3 separate regions of the Mus musculus genome follow, and regions 1 and 2 are each linked to region 3. A link is a loop called in an ENCODE intact Hi-C map of the cell type or tissue named here. Cell type or tissue: left cerebral cortex. All regions are shown on one strand. Each heading gives the region's core, and the rest is flanking DNA. Links, peaks and the distances in the headings are about the cores only.

Region 1 (6,007 bases), core at 526-5,525, 96 kb after region 3:
ATATAGTGTTGAGGTATTTCTTATCCAGGGAAATAAAAATTATGAGTAACGTTATTTGAACTCAGGAGAAGAGAGGAGGGGAAACAGGAAGGACTGCAGTTGGTGGCAGGTTTGCCTGTGTGACTTTTTCCCTTCATCATTAAGATCTGGATGAGAGTTTTCTGCAGTGACTGTAGCACCAGGCACATCTTCATAAGGAAAGGTTTCCAGGAAACTTATTCTGCCAATCACTCACTCACTGTCAGGATTTATCATTCTCCCCAGGCTACTCTGGTATGATGTTAAATTAAAACAAACTCTAAGACACATCAAGGGGAGATATTAAAGGAATTTGCCATGTAACAATTTACCTTGAGTCACATGACCAGTTTTGGTTAATTAGAATCTATGCAGAGATGCGCTGGGTGATAATCGTCTTTACCTCCAATCTTTTATCCTTCTGCAGTGGGATAGATCTTTGCATTAAATGTAAGCCGAACAAAGCTGTTTCTTTACTAGTTCCAGTTACCCGATATCCTGCACAAAAATGGTCTTTTTCTTTTCAATTGCACCAGTGATTTCCAGCAAAGGCAAAGTCTGAACTATTCCGGTTGACTTGATGACCTACAGCTGAGAGCTGGGTGAGTGTGTTGGTTCAGAGAGTCTGGTGAGCTGGTGATCAATGGGTGACAAGCTAATATGGGGTGGGGGCTGGGAGAAGGATGTAGCCAAGGACAGAGATCTACAAAGAACCTTGCTCCCCACTCTTCTCTAAGGGATACATTCCTTTGTCCTCTCCTGGCCTCCCATCTCCAATGAGAGTAACTCTTTTGTAAGACATTTACCACTGTGAGGTTTAGTTGGATGCACCAGGCAGTGAGTGACAAAGGACAATGGTTTAAGGGTCAGAAAGAACTGGGCTTGAATCCTGCTTGTGCTATCAGCTACCACCCCGAGCAGAGAACCCTTGTGAGGTCTCGTTTCTCACATCTACAAAAATGGGGATAATTGCTGTACACACTATGTAGGGTTTGGTGAAGATTAAGCAAGGTCTGGGGCCATCATGACTGCTTGATAATTATCAACTATAATTTTCAAAGTACTATAAGCTCCTTATGGTAAAAGGCTCACATAGTTCAAAATCCCAATTATCCCAGGTAGGCTTGCGGGACCTTTTCAACTTTAAGTAGGCTGCATTTGTATGCCAAATGGGCTGATGTTTAGATGACTCACACACTCTCTGACTATTCTTCTTGTCTTTGGAACTATACCCACGTGGGCTGGGTGTAGCTCAGCAGTAGAGCACTTGCTTCATATATACAAGGCCTTGACTTCAAGGGCCAGCACAGCAAACAAACAAACAACACACCCTGCACCCTCAGTACTGTGTGGATCTATCTGCACCACACAGAGCTCAGGATCTCTCTTTTTTTTGTTGTTTTTTGTTTTTGTTTTTTTGTTTTGTTTGGTTTGGTTTAGTTTTGGTTTTTGGAGTTTTTTTGTTTTTTGGTTTTGTTTTGTTTTGTTTTGTTTTGTTTTTGAGACAGGGTTTCTCTATATAGCCCTGGCTGTCCTGGAACTCACTTTTGTAGTCCAGGCTGGCCTCGAACTCAGAAATCCACCTGCCTCTGCCTCCGGAGTGCTGGGATTAAAGCGTGTGCCACCATGCCCAGCACTCAGGATCTCTTAACAATTGTACTTGGAAGAACTGAGACTGGTGGGGCCTGGTAGCCTGTGCCTTTAATCCTGACATTCGGGAGGCAGAGGCAGGAAGATCTCTTCTGTGAGTTCCAAGGTAGCTGGAGCTACACAGTGAGACCTTGCCTCCAAAAGACAGAAACAAGAAACTGAGACTGGATAAAGTCCTAAGAAGGCATGACCAAAGTCGAGTCCTTTGCTAGATTCCATTCACTATTCTTTGAGACTCTCAACCACATTTATTTCCTGCTGTAACATTCATCACAAATGAATAGTCCCAGCTCCCAGCTTAGGTGTATTTGTAAGGCCTAGAAAGACATTTCATAAGCTTCAGATGTGGCACAGAGAAACTAAGCCACATGAGAAGGTCTCTCCAGATAAGACACTCCTGTGCACGGGTGTCTGAGGAGCAGCAGATGAAAAAGCCTGGACCGTAGAGGATCATTGCAAAGCAAAGCAAATCAAAGGTAGGAGGGGACAGAGAGAGGCTGTAAGGCCAAGATAGGAAGTGCCATCTAGACATGGTGGGTACCGGGACTCAAAAAGCAGGCCAGGTGGCACCTGCTCTGCCATCTCCAGACTGATGTTAAAGACCAGGAGTGGCTCTGGCAGCTCTCTGCTCCCTGTGTCCTTTCTTTTGAGCTTAGTTATCACTCAACTCTGTCTCTGTTTCTCTTGCCGCTCTGGGCTTAACTCAGTTTAAAGGCTGCAGCCCGTGAGTCATTACCTGCAGAGCTAGAAAGTAACTGGAAGATGGAGAGTGTCCACTTCTAGGAAGACAAGATGATGGTGAGCTCGCTCACTGCTCGGATGACAGATACAACTGATAAGGAGGACGTTATGAATGATAAGCGCATAAGACATTCTGAGCAACTGGAAGTATAATTGTAACATCATACATTTACACAAGGCAATGTTCTAGAAACTTCTTAGAGTTGTATAATTACCACCACAATCCAGTTTGGGAACAACTCCAATATCCTGCAGATGTGCCCCATGACTGTGTTCTAGTCAGTCCTGTCTCTTACTGAAAGCCGTGGCAGACTCTAATATACTCTGTTTCCATTCCGGTTTCATGAACTCGTGTTCTGTCATTTATTTCTCCCTTCTTGTACTGAGTACAGCAGCTTTAAAGTTCATTCATAGTGTCAGCTATGTGCTCTTTTTATTCTGAGTAGACTTCCCTTTCCAACTGGCATTGTTAATGATGCCCCTAAGAATACTCACACAAGCTGGGTGGTGGTGGAGCATGCCTTTAATCACTGTGCTCCATGGGCAGAGGCAGGCAGATCTCTGGGTTCAAGGCCAGCCTGGTCTACAGAGGTAGTTCAGGATAGCTGGGGCTACACAGAAAAACCCTGTCTCAAAAAAAATAGAAAGAAAGAAAGAGAGAGAGAAAGAGAAAGAGAGGAAGAGAGAAAGAAAGGAAGGAAGAGAAAGAGAGAGAAAGAGAGAGAGAAGGAGGGAGGGAGGGAAGAAGGGAGAGACAGACAGACAGACAGACAGGCAGGCTTTGGCTGGATGATATCATAGGTTTAACTTGATTTCCTGCTAGTCTGGTATGAGGAGGGTTCTAGATGCTCCATAGCCTTGCAAGTCTTTGTGTCTGTCTTTTTAATGATACTCACCCTGTGGGATCGCAAGCCTGTACAGTGGCACACAGCCATTCATCAACATGACACCACACAGGTTAAAAAAGTGTGCTTAATCAGAGACTAAGGGGGACAGGAGACGCTGGAGGCAGGTTCTTCCCCCTGCAGTCTGGTCAGTTGCTTCTCTATGGAAGGCCTGCTCTGTTTCTACACACCAACATAAGATTCTTACAGCCCGTGTTGTTATTTCAAAGAAAACAGAATCAAGGAAATAGTCTGTTCTTGATTTTCTTCTCAGATGATGAGATTGGATGAAAGTCGGAGATGAACATTTCCACATTCCACAACACAAAACTTATAATCCCTAAGAGAGTGTTGTTATAATCATCATTTTCCAAGTGAAGGAACCCAGGCACAGAGAGGTCAGCTAAATCACAAAAGGTCACACAGATAGCGAGGGAAGCTGAGATTCAATCCTACAGCATTTAGTTCCAAGCTGGAATTCACTATGCCAAGAACAAACAAACAGAGCAGGACAATCTTAAGGATCAGGGGGACTTTAATGGAAAGCACATGTAAATGTCAACTGAGGGAACTCTGCTCTGGGCTTCTCAATTGCCTATTATCATCCCTCCCATAGACAGCAGTTATCTTGTGGTGCGGGATTTCTCACTTCCACTCTCTGATGTCGAACGTGATGCAGAGTTCAAGCCCCCAGGACGGAGAGTCCAGCTGGAGGCTCTGGGGGGGGGGGGGAATGTGGAGGAGTGGGATTTCTGCTTGTGAAGACATTTTCATTGCCCAGTTAGTGCAGGAGAAAAGCCGTAGAGCCATTTTTACCACCCAAGGTGAGAAACCAAGAGGCTCCAGAATTAAACTGGTACTTTTTTTTTTTTTTTTTTGAGTAATAGTTCTGCTTCCCTCGGGTAGGAAGAACTTTTACTGATGTCACTGCCACCCACCACCACCTGGCATCTCTGTGGTGGCTCTAGGAAGGGATGGTGTGCGTGGAAGAAGTTATGTGGCCTCTCTGGGGCGAAGGCACTCTCCGTAGGCTCTCTGGTTTGATTGGCTCCCCTATTCCTTACAGAATCAAGTCGGGGGCTGTTCATGCTTAGTTTGGGATTGTGAGAGAAGGGACAGAAGATGAATATGAAGAAGAATATGAGTAATATACTAGGAAGTAACTTTTTCTTGATATTACGGCCAACGCAGATTCCGGTAATTGAGGATTATTTGTGTGTTTAACAATTAAAGTCTTTAAATTGTAGGACTTTATGTTTAAGTCCCAACTCTGGCAGAGTCTTGTAGCTTGGCTCATCTTGTATACTTAATAGCACTTACCTTCTAAGAGGAATAATTGGACAAAGCTACTAGCTAACACTGGGGCCTAAGAGTGAGGGGAAGGACTGAAGAGAAACTTCAAGTTGTTCTGCTAAAACAGTTGTTATTGTGAGGTTAATAAAGGTAGTGATGTGGCATAGATCAAACTGCCCCCAAACTGTGTCCCAAGAGAGGATCTTATGGGCTGAGCAACCCCAACTCCTTTATAAGTTTGAGAAACACTGAGTGAATTCTTTGTTGAGTACCAAACAGAACACATTCTTGAGCAGCATCAAACCATGTCTCCAGACTCGATGATAAATTTATAAATGCTGATTTATTTAGCTCCAAATCTAGGAAATAAACTTGACCGGTGCTTGGGCTGGGAGGGAGTCTACTGATTCTCATTCTCTGTCTCTCCACACTTCATGGTTTTCTGGTTGGGGAAGCTGAGGCACTGGTTTCGTCCAGCCTGTTACAGGCTATATATACCTTATCTGACCATCACAGTCTGGGCCCACATCAAGAGCCTACAAAGCAGTGATGTCAGTGTGTGAGCTAGCCACGGTGCAACAAGAAGCCCATCTATTGCACAGATGTGCAGAGTGAGGCAGGCTGCAGATGCCGGCTCGAAGATCAACCATCTCACTAAACAAGTCACTAACACAGCCTCTTCCCGATGATTACTTCCGATATGTTTGCTGTTTGTACTACAAACACAGCTGCACATCTTTGAATTAAAAAATGAGAAAGTGAGTAATTATCTGCCTTAATTAGAAGGTAACCATAGAATTATAATAATAATAAAAAAAACCAATGCTGTGTTTTTACAAGTAGAGCATGGTAAATCAAATGGTACGGATAATAACTCTAATCAATTTTCACATCTGGACCTAAAAACCAAGGTCCTGAGAAGGAACGGAAAGGCTGGGAACTAACAGCAAAGTGGCTAGGTAGTCCATGTGCAGAATGACTTTCGGAAGCAGTATCTTGAATGCCTTCTCCCCCTCCACACCTGCTTTATGTTTATAAACGATTGTTGGATGGACGGAGAAAGTCGGCACCTGTAGTCTGCGCTATGAGTTCAAACCTCTGTAGTCTTAAAACTCTGTGTCCTCTCTGTGTCACCTCTGTGTCCTCATGTGTATGAAATGTCAGAGCAGAAGACTTAGAGGTTGGGTTGCATGGGACCCTGAGTGCAGCCCACACTGTCCCCAAGAAGAAAGCCCAAATGAAACAAAGAGAGCTTGCCTAAGCACGGCAGCTTGTATGGCCAGTGCAAAGTAGATTGCAAGAGCTAACACTGCAGCCTAGTGCCTCTATGCTTACTATTATTTAATATATGTATGTGGGCTGCTTTAGTTTTCCCACACTTAAATGAATACATAACCACACTGAATATACAAGTACATTTT
Region 2 (6,007 bases), core at 713-5,712, 67 kb after region 3:
GTTCCAGGAATAGAATGGGCCCTGGCTGGGAAAAAAAAAAAAAAAAAAAGACTGGTCCCCAATGGCCTTGTGCTCAGCACATTGTGACCTTTATAGGTGCCATGCCCAGAACTGGCTTTTTCTGTGACTTCTCAGTCACCTGTTTGACCGGGAGGGAGGGAGGTCCTTTCTACACTAATTTCTTTTATATGCTGATTTTGACCTCCCTCCCCACCCTATTCTCTTGCAGCGATGGCCTGAGCTCTGGACTCTGGTTAAGCAGGGATACTTTTGTGGTTTATGAGCACAGCTTCTCACGTGGGCAGGTTGGCAGGTGGGACAATTCCCCTGAGCAGAGCCCCCACTCTCCTGTGCAAAAGTTCACAGGTCCAGAAAGGGCAGTGGGAAGGGACACCGACAGCCCAACAGAAATCCCTTGTTTCACAAAAGAGAATTCGAGAACTCTGGTTCTGTGGGGCATGCCTTTAATCTCAGTATGTGGGAAGGCAGAGGCAGGTGGATCTCGGAGTTCCAGGCTAAGTAACAAGTTGCAGAACCGCCAGGCATACACACAGAGAGACCCTTTCTCCAAAAGAAGAAACAAAGAAGCAATGCCCTGTTATGACCGTCACATCCTACACTTGAGCTACTCAGGTTAGATTTGTTGCACAGTACACAGTGCCTTGCCCCTTGGGAAAAATGGTAGTTTCTGACTAAGATATAGAAATATATTTATTTCATAATAAGCATTTTTATAAGAGCCTAATTGCAATGTGTATCAAACTCCGTTGCTCAAGGGGAAGAATCGCCTTACGGTGTGTAGGTGCCTGTCATGTGATAAATTCAGCAACAGGAACTGTCTAAAAGTCCAAGGCCTCAGCCAGGTACGGAGGGAGGTGGGTGAGGTCGAAGGCACAGAGCCTTCAGGGAAAGTTTAGCTTGTGTTTACAAAGATCAGGTTTGCGCATGCGCACAGCACTAGACTCTAGGGAAGAATGTAGCCCTGAGCTCCACGGTAAACTGGGTGCTTTGCCATTTTAGGATAAGGAGAATGACTCTGGCTGAAGGCAATCAGTAGAGGCTATCTGGGGGAGGCAGTGTCTGCCTCTGACCATGAAAAGTTACATAGCATTCAGACAATATAGAACTAACAAAAGGACTTACCAGCACAGAGAAAAGATATGAGCACAGGCGTGGGACAGAAGAACTAGGGCTCATGTTTGGCTGGAATACAGGAGTCATACAAAGGAAAGACAGCATTCCCCATGCTGTGGGGTTGCGTTGGACAATGGCTGGGTTTCTCTGTGCCTTTTCCTGGTCTGTACAATGGTGATAAAGGGTTAATTTAGAGGATTGTGTAAGGAGTAGATGAACTCTGGAATGGGGGCTACTTAGAACATTCTATGCATACAGTAAGATGTACATCAGAAAGATTAATGAGAGAAGAAATGCTAAAACAAGTTTCTAAGAAGCTCTGCTTCTAAGTACACAGTTCCCAGGTCCGCTAGCATTCTCTGGGCTAGCCCAGCATGGGGACCAGCTGTAATCTGGTCCTGGAAACATTGCTGGAGTGTAGGAAGAAACAGGCCTGGGAACAGAGCTGACTCTGGAAGCAGATAGCTGCCGCCTTCTCCCGACTTTGTTTGTTTGTTTTGTTTGTTTTTCATATGGAATTTGAAGAAAGAACAAGAAGCCATTTTATAGCTCCAAGGCTTTCTCTCCAGCAGAAAATGCTCCCATTTTCGATCCTTGGCAATGAACACATTAAAAAGAGAGATGAGAGAAAATAGCTTTGTGATATAGAGGAAAGCAATCAGCTGAGCAAACCAAAACAGCAGACCCCAGCCAGAAATCCCGTCAGCAACTGTAGACAGCGAGCGCACAGACCCCAGCCAGCAATCCCATCAGCAACTGTAGACAGCGAGCACACAGACCCCAGACAGAAATCATGTCAGCAACTGTAGACAGCGAGAGCACGGCCCCAGAGCCAAACCTAGACCCTGCATAGTTAGTGCGCAAGCGCCCTAAGAACAACCCAGATGCAGTGGGTGGGCTATGTGGGCACAGCGTTCGAGTCAGGCTCTGGCAGCCCCTTTGGCACCCTGCCACTTCTCCGAGGCAGTACAGCCTCCTCCGCCACTCTGGCTTGACCCAGTGGTCAGGTCCTGAATGATGACAACTTCCCAGGGTAAATTATTTTCCTTAAATGCAGAAGCAAATGTTTTTGAGATCCTCTGACTTCTCTGCCCTCCGTGCCCTCTGAAAACTAATCTAACCTCTGAGTGGTGTGATGTCAGACCAAGGCCCCAGGTCCTCCCAGGTTGGGATGGAGAACCGGTAATCTCTACCTTTCTCGGATCAGCGACCAATCTCCAGCCATCTAATTCAGGCTCCTACAGAGTTAGCAGAAAGCTTGAAATCACAAACTTGAACTTTATAAATCCAAAGTCACACTGTTGATTTTCTAAGTTTTAATTACAACATTCTGATTTCTCCCCAAAAACTACAAAAAAAGAAAACACATTTGCTTCTCTTCCCCCTTTCAGAAAGCCCTCCTTTGAATTACCAAGGGGAATTGATGCCCTGGACCCAGACAATTACTACAGTCGGCAGCAAAGATGTGCAGAATCTTGGGGGCTTGACTTCTTTTTCTCCATTTTGTACCGTATTTCAGAAGAACACGAGGAACTGGCACATACTTTACTTATCAACAGGAATCACAATACTCCCTTGCCATTGACTAAAGAAATCCATTTGACTCTTGCAGGGTGGTGCAGGCAGGGTAGGGAAGGCTGGGATAGATGTAGAATTACAATCCCCGAAGGCAGCATAGCTTTCTGTTGCTCTTTAGCACAAGGGCTCTGGGTCTTCCTCAAGCCCCCATGCTCTGCTCGGTTTGCAAGGGCTGCAGTAACAGCAGAGCGCCTACTCCTCCCCAGCTAAGTCACAAACTCACCAGGAAGCCTTTATTTTTCTGCAATTTAGAATTTAAAGCAGCAATTTCATCTATAACATCTAAGCCCAGAATTTATTTTTAGCTTTTTCACAAAGAGAGTTGTATTCATTCAACCTTGCCTGACAATATAAGGAGGAAAAAGTGTTTTGCTTTAAAATAATAATTTAAAAAAAGTATAGATTTTAATTAGCTAAGCAGTGTGCCTTTCTCTGAATCATCAAACCTTGGCCATGGCCAAAGGCAGAGAGCCAGCTGAAGTGGAACTATGGTCAGATGAAGAGAGCAATGTCAAGGGCTGGCAGAAGCAGCAGTTGCCAGTATTCTGGTTAGTAATTTGCATATTATTGTAATGACCTATTAACACTTAGCTTTGAAATGAAAATTGAGTGATTAAAGAAAAAGCTATCTGGCAGCCATTTTTAGAACATAGAGATAAGGTGTATTTTCACCCCTGACTTCCTGAAGTAACTGGGGTGCGCAGATGTGAAGCTTCAAGCTTCTCTTCACCCCCACTCCTAGTACTCCCCACACCCAAGGAAATCTCATGGCTGGGGAAAGTTATCTGGCTCAAAGCCCCTAGGTGGAAGCACTGGGTGCCCCAGGGCTACCTTTTCCTGACAACTTAGAGAGGCATTTTCTTGCCCTGGGTTTAAAATGTCTTTCTGGGAAGGAAACTTGCAGCCTCATTTTGGGTAGCTCACCCCACCCCCAACCCCAAGGGTGAGTGCATCCTTGCAGAAGTTTCAAATCTTTACTTCAGAGCCTGACAAATCTCTGCAAATTTACTAAAAGGTTCGAGAACTGCCTCCAAGCTTGGGTTGCTGCTTAATGAAAGAAGAAAAAAAAAGAATTTTTCTTTGATCATTTATGCACATGTAAAGCCATGAAATAGGGACACTTGGATAAAAGCAATGGCCCCTGAGGATGTTGTAAAGCCATTATCCACGATACTGGAGTCTACTTCACTTTATCTCTATATGCTAATGTTTTTGAAAAGGAAGAAATGATTTACTCACTTTATGACTCTGAAAAGTTAGTCACCAAAAAAGCACTAAAGTAAAGAGAAAAACCGTTCCCACTCTCCTCCCCAGCAGCTGTCCTCCACTGAGTGAGTCATCCCGGAATCTTCCTGTCAGTGGCATGGCTGAAACCTTTTCCCATCACCCCACCTTGCCTAAGCAAAGTGGACAATGTTATCAGACTTAGGCTCACAGGAGAGTGCCCCAATAAGCCAGATCCAGCCACCTAACCTCAATAACCCAATTTATATAAACATGAATAATGAAAAGCAGAAAAGGGGGATATTCTGCATGTGGCCACACTGAGAAGAGGGGCAACAGGAGAGTTAGGTTCAAACAGAAGCCAAGAGATATACATGGCCCAGAGGCCATCCCCGCCCACCACTGTCTCAGCTCACGTCTCACCAGTAATCATCTAACAACTTGTGAACCTTTCTCCAGGGGAAAAGTTCCTCCTCTGGCTGGCCCCTGGGCTTCAGGTTTTCCCTCTCCAGCAGGAGATGCCTAGGGAAGGTCTAACATCCTGGATTCCAGTGATTCAATAATCTAATAGCCAAAGAGAAGGGAGCAAGAGTGTCTTAGACTATATCCACTCCTGCCAGCTCTACAAGAGGACACGGTTATAGCCACTAGTTCACATGGTACCATGCATGTTGAATATTGGCAATTTTTTAATGTTGTCTGCTACCACTTAAGTTGGGGATATGAAACCAAGGTCCCCAAGGTACAGTGTGTAGAGAATTGTCCCAGACACTCTCTCTCTCTCTCCCTCCCTCCCTCTCTCTCTCTCTCCCTCTCTCTCTCTGTTGTTTTGGTTTTTTGATACAGGGTTTCTTTGTATAGCTCTGGTTGTCCTAGAACTCGCTCTGTAGACCAGGCTGGCCTCCAACTCACAAGGATTCACCTGCCCCTGCCTCTGCGAGTGCTGGAATTAAGTTCAGGCACCACCACTGCCCAGCTGTGATTTGAACTTGGCCTTTCCTTTATATCACTAGTGCTCTGCTGCCCTGGCTAAACAGTTGGCAGCGGAATTATCTTAACCTTCTTGACCAGACTCACAGCATCAAAATCACCTTCCTGGATAAACAGCTGGATATCCTGTGCTCAAAAAGGACTTCTTCAACATCCAGTTAGTTACATAACTACATATTCTTAGAGTGGAAACTCCCAGACGATAGCTGGTCCCTACCAGTCACTCCTTGATGTGAATGACTTCCTGAAAGATAATTAGATACTCCAAGAAACAGAGCTGACTAAGGAAAAGAAAAGTCATGTTTGTCATTTTATTTTAGTTTGCTTTGGGGATAAGATCTCACTGTGTAGCTCTGGCTGACCCAGAACTTTATGTAGACCAGGCTGGTCACAGAGAGCTGTCCTCTTGCCTCTGCTCCTGAAGGCTGAGATTGAAGGCCTGTGCTACCACTCCCAGCTGTGCAAGGTGGTTCTTAGGGGACAGGTTGGACCAAGTTAGCTTTTAACCTCCTGAGACTACAAGTGTGTGCCTTCATGCTAGACAATTTTTGAACCTGGGAACCTGGGAAGGATGACCCACCTACTATGGAAAGGCTTGGGGACAGTAGGTGTGGACGTGAGTGGGTGTGGGTGTAGGGTGTCAAGTCCAGAACAAAGAACGATGAAGAGAGAATCCTTACTAACTCTGTGGCTTGGTCTGTGGCTAGATACAGGTATATTATTACCTCATTAGTATGAATGGATAATTTGCAGTATGAGTGGGCCACTTGCTATAGTGATCCACACATAAAGAGGACTTTTTGCAGTCTTTGAATGATTGAAAAAACTAAAAGAAGAATATTATTCTATGACATATATAAGAACTTTATGGAATTCAGTTTCAGTGTTTATAAATAAAGTTTTATTGAGACAGTCTCCCTGGTTCATGTATGTCTTTTCTACGGCAGATTTTGTGCTATGATGGTAGACTTGAACAGTTTTATCAGAGATCTTATTTGTAAATACTGAAATACCTTCCCTTTTCAAAAAAAAATTCCATCAACTCCTGGAGTATGGCAAAGTATTATTTCTTTTCAGTTTT
Region 3 (6,007 bases), core at 364-5,363:
GCTTGACAGACTCAGCAGCAGAATATGAGGGCTCAGGTTCTCCAAGTCCTTGTCAACTAATTATTCTCCGCCTTTCAATCTCCAGCAATCTGATGGATGCAGAGCTGTAGGTAGCTCGTTGTAGTTTCGATTTGCATTTCCACCAGCATGGATGGCACTGGGCACCATATGATGTATATCTCATTTCGAAAAAGGTTGTACTCAAATGCTTCATCTTTATATGTAGTCAATCGTTTCGCGGGGGGGGGGGGGGGAGGGAAGGGGGACGGAGGCTTTCATGTGGCAGTCAGAGGACCACCTTAGGTACTGACCTATCTTCTTTGAGATAGGGTCATTTTATTAGTCACTACTGTGTACAGTCGATGAGCTGCTCGGGAAACGTCTCTCACTGTAGGAGCCCTGGAATTACAATGTGCATGAAGTACCCAGATTTACAAGGGCTCTGGGGATTTGAACTCAGGTCCTCTTGTTTGCATGGTAGGCACACTTACCCATTGAATCACCTTCTGAGCCCCTTTGGTCCATATTTTGTAAGTGTTTAGAAAAGGTATTTTACTTTATGACTTTGATCATTCATAAACTGACCTAGAAAATTCTGGGGAGAGCACTGTACCTGATGCTATGATATAAATAATGGTTTGTTGTGCTGGGGGGAAATTGTGTCTTAAAATAGACTAGTTTTGAGAACAACTTTAAGTTCACAGCAAAATTGAGACGAGGTATACATTTTCCTTGTGCCCACAGATGCACAGCACCACTACTACCAATTGCCCCCAAAACAGTGAAACATTTGTTGGAACCAGTAGCCTACACTGAGAGATTACTATCAAAAGTCCCCAAGAGTTTACCAGTATCAGTTCTCATAGCATCATACATAGCATTTCACTGCCCTAAAAGCCCTGTTTCACCTGTCCATTCCTCTCTTCCCCAATCTCTGATCTTTCCTCTACCTCTGTAGTTTGAATTTCCCACATATGGTACCTAACGTATTCAGATTGACCTCCTTAGATCTGAATATACAATTAAATTCTCTCCATGTCTTTTTGGGTATCAATAGTTCGTTTATTGTTAGTGCTGAATAATAATACCCTTTATGTTAATATACCACAGTTTATCTACTCACCTGCTGAAGGGTATCTTTGTTTTTGTTTTGTTTTGTTTTGTTTTGGGTTTTGTCAGGGCATGGGGGGATACGGGGGAGATAGGAGTTGTTTGTTTGTTTGTTTGTTTGGTTGGTTGGTTGGTTGGTTGGTTGGTTGGTTGGTTGGTTTTGGTTTTGGTTTTTTGAGGCAAGGTTTCTCTGCGTAGCTCTGGCTATCCTAAACTCACTCTGTAGACCAGTCTGGCCTCAGAAATCTAACAGTCTCTGCCTCCTGAGTGTTGGGACTAAGGGTGTGCACCACTACCACCACCTGGTTTTGTTCAAGTATTTACGCAGACATGGTGTCAGTTCCTTTGGATGAACATCAGGGACTATGCTTGCTGGGTGCATGATATGACTGTGTTAAAAAGGTCTTCCAAAGTGGTGGCAGGATTTTGCACTGTCCTGCCCACAACCCCCAAGCCCGCTACCCCACCCAACTCATGTCCAACCCTCAGCCATGAGAGTTCCCAGGGCTTCATGGCTTCATCGGTAATTTCTGTCATTTTGGATCTTGGCCATTGTGAGTCTTCAGTGTGATATCACTGTTGCTTTAATTGACAGTTCCTCAACGGCATGAGATCAAATATCATTTATCTACCATTTATATCTTCTCAGGCTGAGGAGTCTGGCTCAGCTCTTTGCCCATTTTTAAAACCAGGCTGTTCACTTCTTGTTGTGAGAGTTCCTGGTGTATTCTGGGTAAATCATTTATCAGATATGGAGACGCCATCTGTAAATACTTTCTTCCAGTCCGTGGCTTGTCTTCTCCTTTGACAGTGTGTTTTACAGAGCAGAAGTGTTGATCTCTGTGGGATCCAGGGTATCAACTACTCCTTTCTCGGATTGTGCCTTTGATATTGAACCTACGGTCATCTCGCTTTTCCGTTATCATTCTGGAGTTTTATACTTAAGGCCTTGACATTTTGGGTTGATGATCCACTGTGCGCTACCTCTTGCAAAGAGCAAAGGGCAGTCTGTCTGTTTCTGCTTGTGAGCTTTGCATACTTATTTTTTTGCTTTTTTGAAAGATTTATTATTTATTTTATGTATATGAGTACACCTTTGCTCTCTCCAGATACACTAGAAGAGGGCATTGGATACTGTTACAGGCAGTTGTGGGCCACCATATGGTTGCTGGGAATTGAACTCAGGACCTCTAGAAGAGCAGCCAATGCTCTTCACTGCTGAGTCATCTCTCCAGGCATCTATTTTTTTTTCTTTAATTGTATTTAATCTGTGCTCTACATTTGTCTCTGGGCTGCCTTCTGATCTGAGAATATCCTCTCCTGTCCTATGGAATGTTTTTGGGTTTTTTTATTTTTCTCTCTCTGTTTTGTTTTTCACTTTTTGAGTGTGTGATTTGAAGTACCGAGTTCTGATAACATTCAACTTCCTGTTTTTGTCTTCTTGTCATTGCTAAGAAGCCATTGCCTGTCCCAAGGTCAAGCATTTCTCTTCTGAAAGTCTTGGCTATTGCACTTAGAGTGGCTCTTTATAGTTTGAGATGATTCCCCATTGTGATGTGAAGGAGAGGAGCCGTTTCAGCCTCTTGCATGTGGATACCCAGGCGTGCTGGCACTGTTACAGGAAATCTATTCTTCAGTCTGTCTCAGCACTGTCATCAGAAACTCCTTTGTAGGAAAAACTCCTTTGTAAATTAGAAAGGCCCTGTCTCCTCCTGACCTGTCAGTGCTGTCTGATTGATCTATGTGTCTACCCGTAGCACAGTGCCTTGATTCCTGCCGCTTCTTGCTAAGTTCTAAACTTGGGAAGTGTGTCTTCTTCATTTTTCGTTTCCCACGCCATTTTGGCTAAGTCCTGTGGGTTTCCGTGTGTATCTGGGAATTTCTACAAAGAACTAATTTGGGATGTTGGTGGGGTGACTTAAAACATGGTCTCTGAATAACACATCTTATAGCTTCCAGTTCCCCAACACCAGCTGCTTCATTTAGATATCTGAAAATTCTTTCAATGGTGTCCTGTTATTTTCAACATCCTAAACTTGAATTTCTGTGGTTAAATTCGCTCCTGATGAGTGTTTTGTTCTTTCTTGATGCTGTTATAAATGAAATTGTTTTATAATTTTTTAATGTTCGTTGCTACTGGATTTGTACATTGTACTGCTAGTACACAGCAATGTAAAGTTGACATGTATACATTGATCATTCCCTCGTGTGTCCTTCTTGTCCTCCTCTACCTTCCCTCTCTCTCTTATTCTCCATACTCTTCTTCCCTCCTTTCTCACTCCCTCCCATTCTCTTTCCCTCTTTCTCCTTCTTTCCTTCCCCTCCCCATTACTTACTACTCTCCCTCTTCTCTTTCTTTCTCCCTCCTCCTATCTCCCTCCTCACACTGCATCCCCCTGCCCCACATCTCTGACTTGTCTTCCCCTCTATTCTTCTCTATCAGCTAAGCTGCTGTTGTCACTGCATTTTGCCGATGCTGCTCCCTCTGTCTGGATTTCACCTCTCATGTGTGATCTTCTGGCTCATCCTTTGGCTCGAGCACATGGGCTGCCACTATGCCAGTCTATGTGTCCTGGGTTTGGGGCAGCTGCAATACTGAGTCTCTATTGGTTTACCTCCCCGTAGTCCCTCATTTGCACTACCCATTGACTAAGGTTGCATCTATGAGTCTTTGCCCACTATAATTTCCTTATATAATATAAGGTTTGCCACCTGCAAAATACCCAGCATGAAGAGCACTCAACAAATCATTCTTTGGATGAAAGAAAGAGCAGTTAACACTTGGGGAAAACAGCTCTTGCTAAGAACTCTAGGGTGTGTGTAGGTGGGGCACATACCACCTACAGAACCAATCTGGCCTCCTTCGGCAGCATTGCATTCCAGAATGGAATGTGATCATCTTGGGAGAGCAGAGGCACAGAGATCCAGGCCAGTTAACTCTTCTGTGGTTGTTTCTCTACCAAAACTCCCTGCCTGGGGGTAGGAAAGTCAGAAAGAAAATTTCAGTTCCCTGAATCATTTGTAAGTGAATAAACTGTCTGACTCCTTTGCTTTTTTACCTGTCCTGAGGTACAGCTGACTTCTGCTGGGGGGAAGGGAAGAGATGCAGGATTTTCCTTGCCAAATTCCTTTTCCCTAACAAATAGGGAAATTCCTGACCAGCTGTTGCAGTGAGTAGAAAGAAAAATATTCCCTTGGAACCCTGCGGCAGAAGACACTTTGTGTGCTGGCTCCTCTCAACGAGTGTCTAGAGCCTTCCAACTACTGCTCTCTCACCCGGGGTTCTTCATAAATCTCAGAAGCAGCAGCCGGTGTTTTGTTTTGTTCTGAGTTGGAATTTCCTTTAGCTTCAACTCTGGTGTTCAGAGGGCAGGATAAAGCCTAGAACATCAGGAGGGAGACTGGGGGTGATAGACAGGAGAGGGAGGAATGAGCCCAGGCTGAGATGGGCTGCAGCTACTCCTGATGTGGGATGGACCATCCACCCCATCTGGGACTCCACAGTCTGCGGCCTGGCCAACAGAGGAGATCCATTTACATTTGGGGATATTATCATATTGAACTAGGCTTAGGCTTCCTGTATGAATTGAGCTTTGCTGCTGGGTGTGCTGAGACCTTTAGACACACAGAGTAATGTACTGTGAGACTGAAACACTGCTATGTAGGCATCTCTGTTCTAGCTCGGGAGTCTCCATCACCTAGCCTAGCACGAGGCCTGGATCAGAGTGCAGCTTAGCTGAAAGGACAGAGTGTTTAAATAAGATGATGTAAATTAGGTTTTCCCTTCCTCTAAACCAAAGGGTGCAAATGTCCACAGCACTTCAGTCACTTAGGGGAGGTAGGTCACCAGTCAGGAACAAATCCTGTGAGTAAATAAGTCAAGTCATTATTTTACCATCAATTAAAAAAAAAAAAATCCAAGAAAATTGATTTCAAAATGAAAACACATAGCTTACTGTGTGTATGTTCTGAAATGCTTTGTCAGAGGAGACGACACGTGTTTATACTGGAACAAAAATGAAAGGGGAAGTTTGTAAACGCAGTGCTCGCCCTCCTACCCTGTCAGCAATGTGTGTCCGGTCAAAGTTACCTGATGAGGCTGTTGGTGCTGGCTTGGTTTTGGTGGAGGAGATTGGGGGTTGGAAGGGGGAGGGTGTTGTTGTTTGGGTTGGGTTGGGTTGAGTTGTGGTTGTGGTTTTTTGCTTATTGATGTCAAAATATCTCTCTACTTAAACGGAGAAAAACGACTTCAGCAAACTGTTCTAAGGTCAGTAGTGCTGTGTACAGTGCCTTGAACCTCGGGTTTCTGAGGATTTCTGGGCACATTTCCAGTCGCTTCCGATCAAGTTTGCCTCTAAATGGAGCAGAACTCTGAGTCAGGACGACGTCCTTGCTAAGTTTGTTACAAACTTAGCTAGACCTGAATCTGCTGCCTTAGCTTCCTCGGCTGTGGGAGCGTTCCCAGTCACCCAGGTGCTATTTTGGTTCCACACGGATTCAGTGAGCATGGTCTGAGGAGCCAGGGAGAAGACCGGAAGCTCACTTCGAGGTAGAGGTATCATTTTCCCCTCAGTGAAATGGATGAACTTCTCCAAGGGTGGCCCTGATGACTAACACGGGGAGAGGATGAAAGGAGAAGGCAGGAGGGAATTGTTTTCTCAGCGATCCCAGAGGCCAGGCGAGACCCATTATTAAGATGCGGAAACGTGTGCCTGGTTTTTGGCTGAGAAGAAAAGAGCAATAGAAAGGGGGAAAAAATGCTGAAAGCAAATGAGAAGAAAGGGCTCGGGGAGAGATTAACCTTGACCAGGGAACAGAACTGTGACGTCGGGTGTTGCGTGGGAAGAGTTTTGAGTGGGGAGACCGAAAGCACACTTATGTAACCAGGCCCTGCAGA

What was found. Peaks named below come from ENCODE experiments on the same cell type or tissue, not always from the same donor. Only the 100,000 strongest peaks of a DNase experiment are listed, where the experiment ranks them.
Region 1: it touches region 3 in a loop (2.4-fold over the local background); 5 of 42 quality-filtered maps call a loop at or near these places.
Region 2: it touches region 3 in a loop (2.1-fold over the local background); 4 of 42 quality-filtered maps call a loop at or near these places.

Annotation. Positions count from the first base shown.
Region 1 is chr12:70,803,945-70,809,951 of GRCm38, forward strand. No RefSeq gene overlaps it. Among named protein-coding and RNA genes, the nearest start is that of Frmd6, 19 kb to the right of the region's middle. In left cerebral cortex, for the core only: no CTCF peak of the experiment used is centred there; DNase peaks (open chromatin) are centred at 2,645 and 4,228.
Region 2 is chr12:70,774,873-70,780,879 of GRCm38, forward strand. No RefSeq gene overlaps it. Among named protein-coding and RNA genes, the nearest start is that of Gm51973, 31 kb to the left of the region's middle. In left cerebral cortex, for the core only: a CTCF peak has its summit at 3,511; DNase peaks (open chromatin) are centred at 2,033, 2,858, 3,157, 3,662 and 1 more place; H3K4me3 peaks cover 314 bases; H3K27ac peaks cover 2,000 bases.
Region 3 is chr12:70,708,540-70,714,546 of GRCm38, forward strand. No RefSeq gene overlaps it. Among named protein-coding and RNA genes, the nearest start is that of Gm32322, 18 kb to the left of the region's middle. In left cerebral cortex, for the core only: no CTCF peak of the experiment used is centred there; DNase peaks (open chromatin) are centred at 2,754, 2,938 and 3,958; H3K27ac peaks cover 2,189 bases.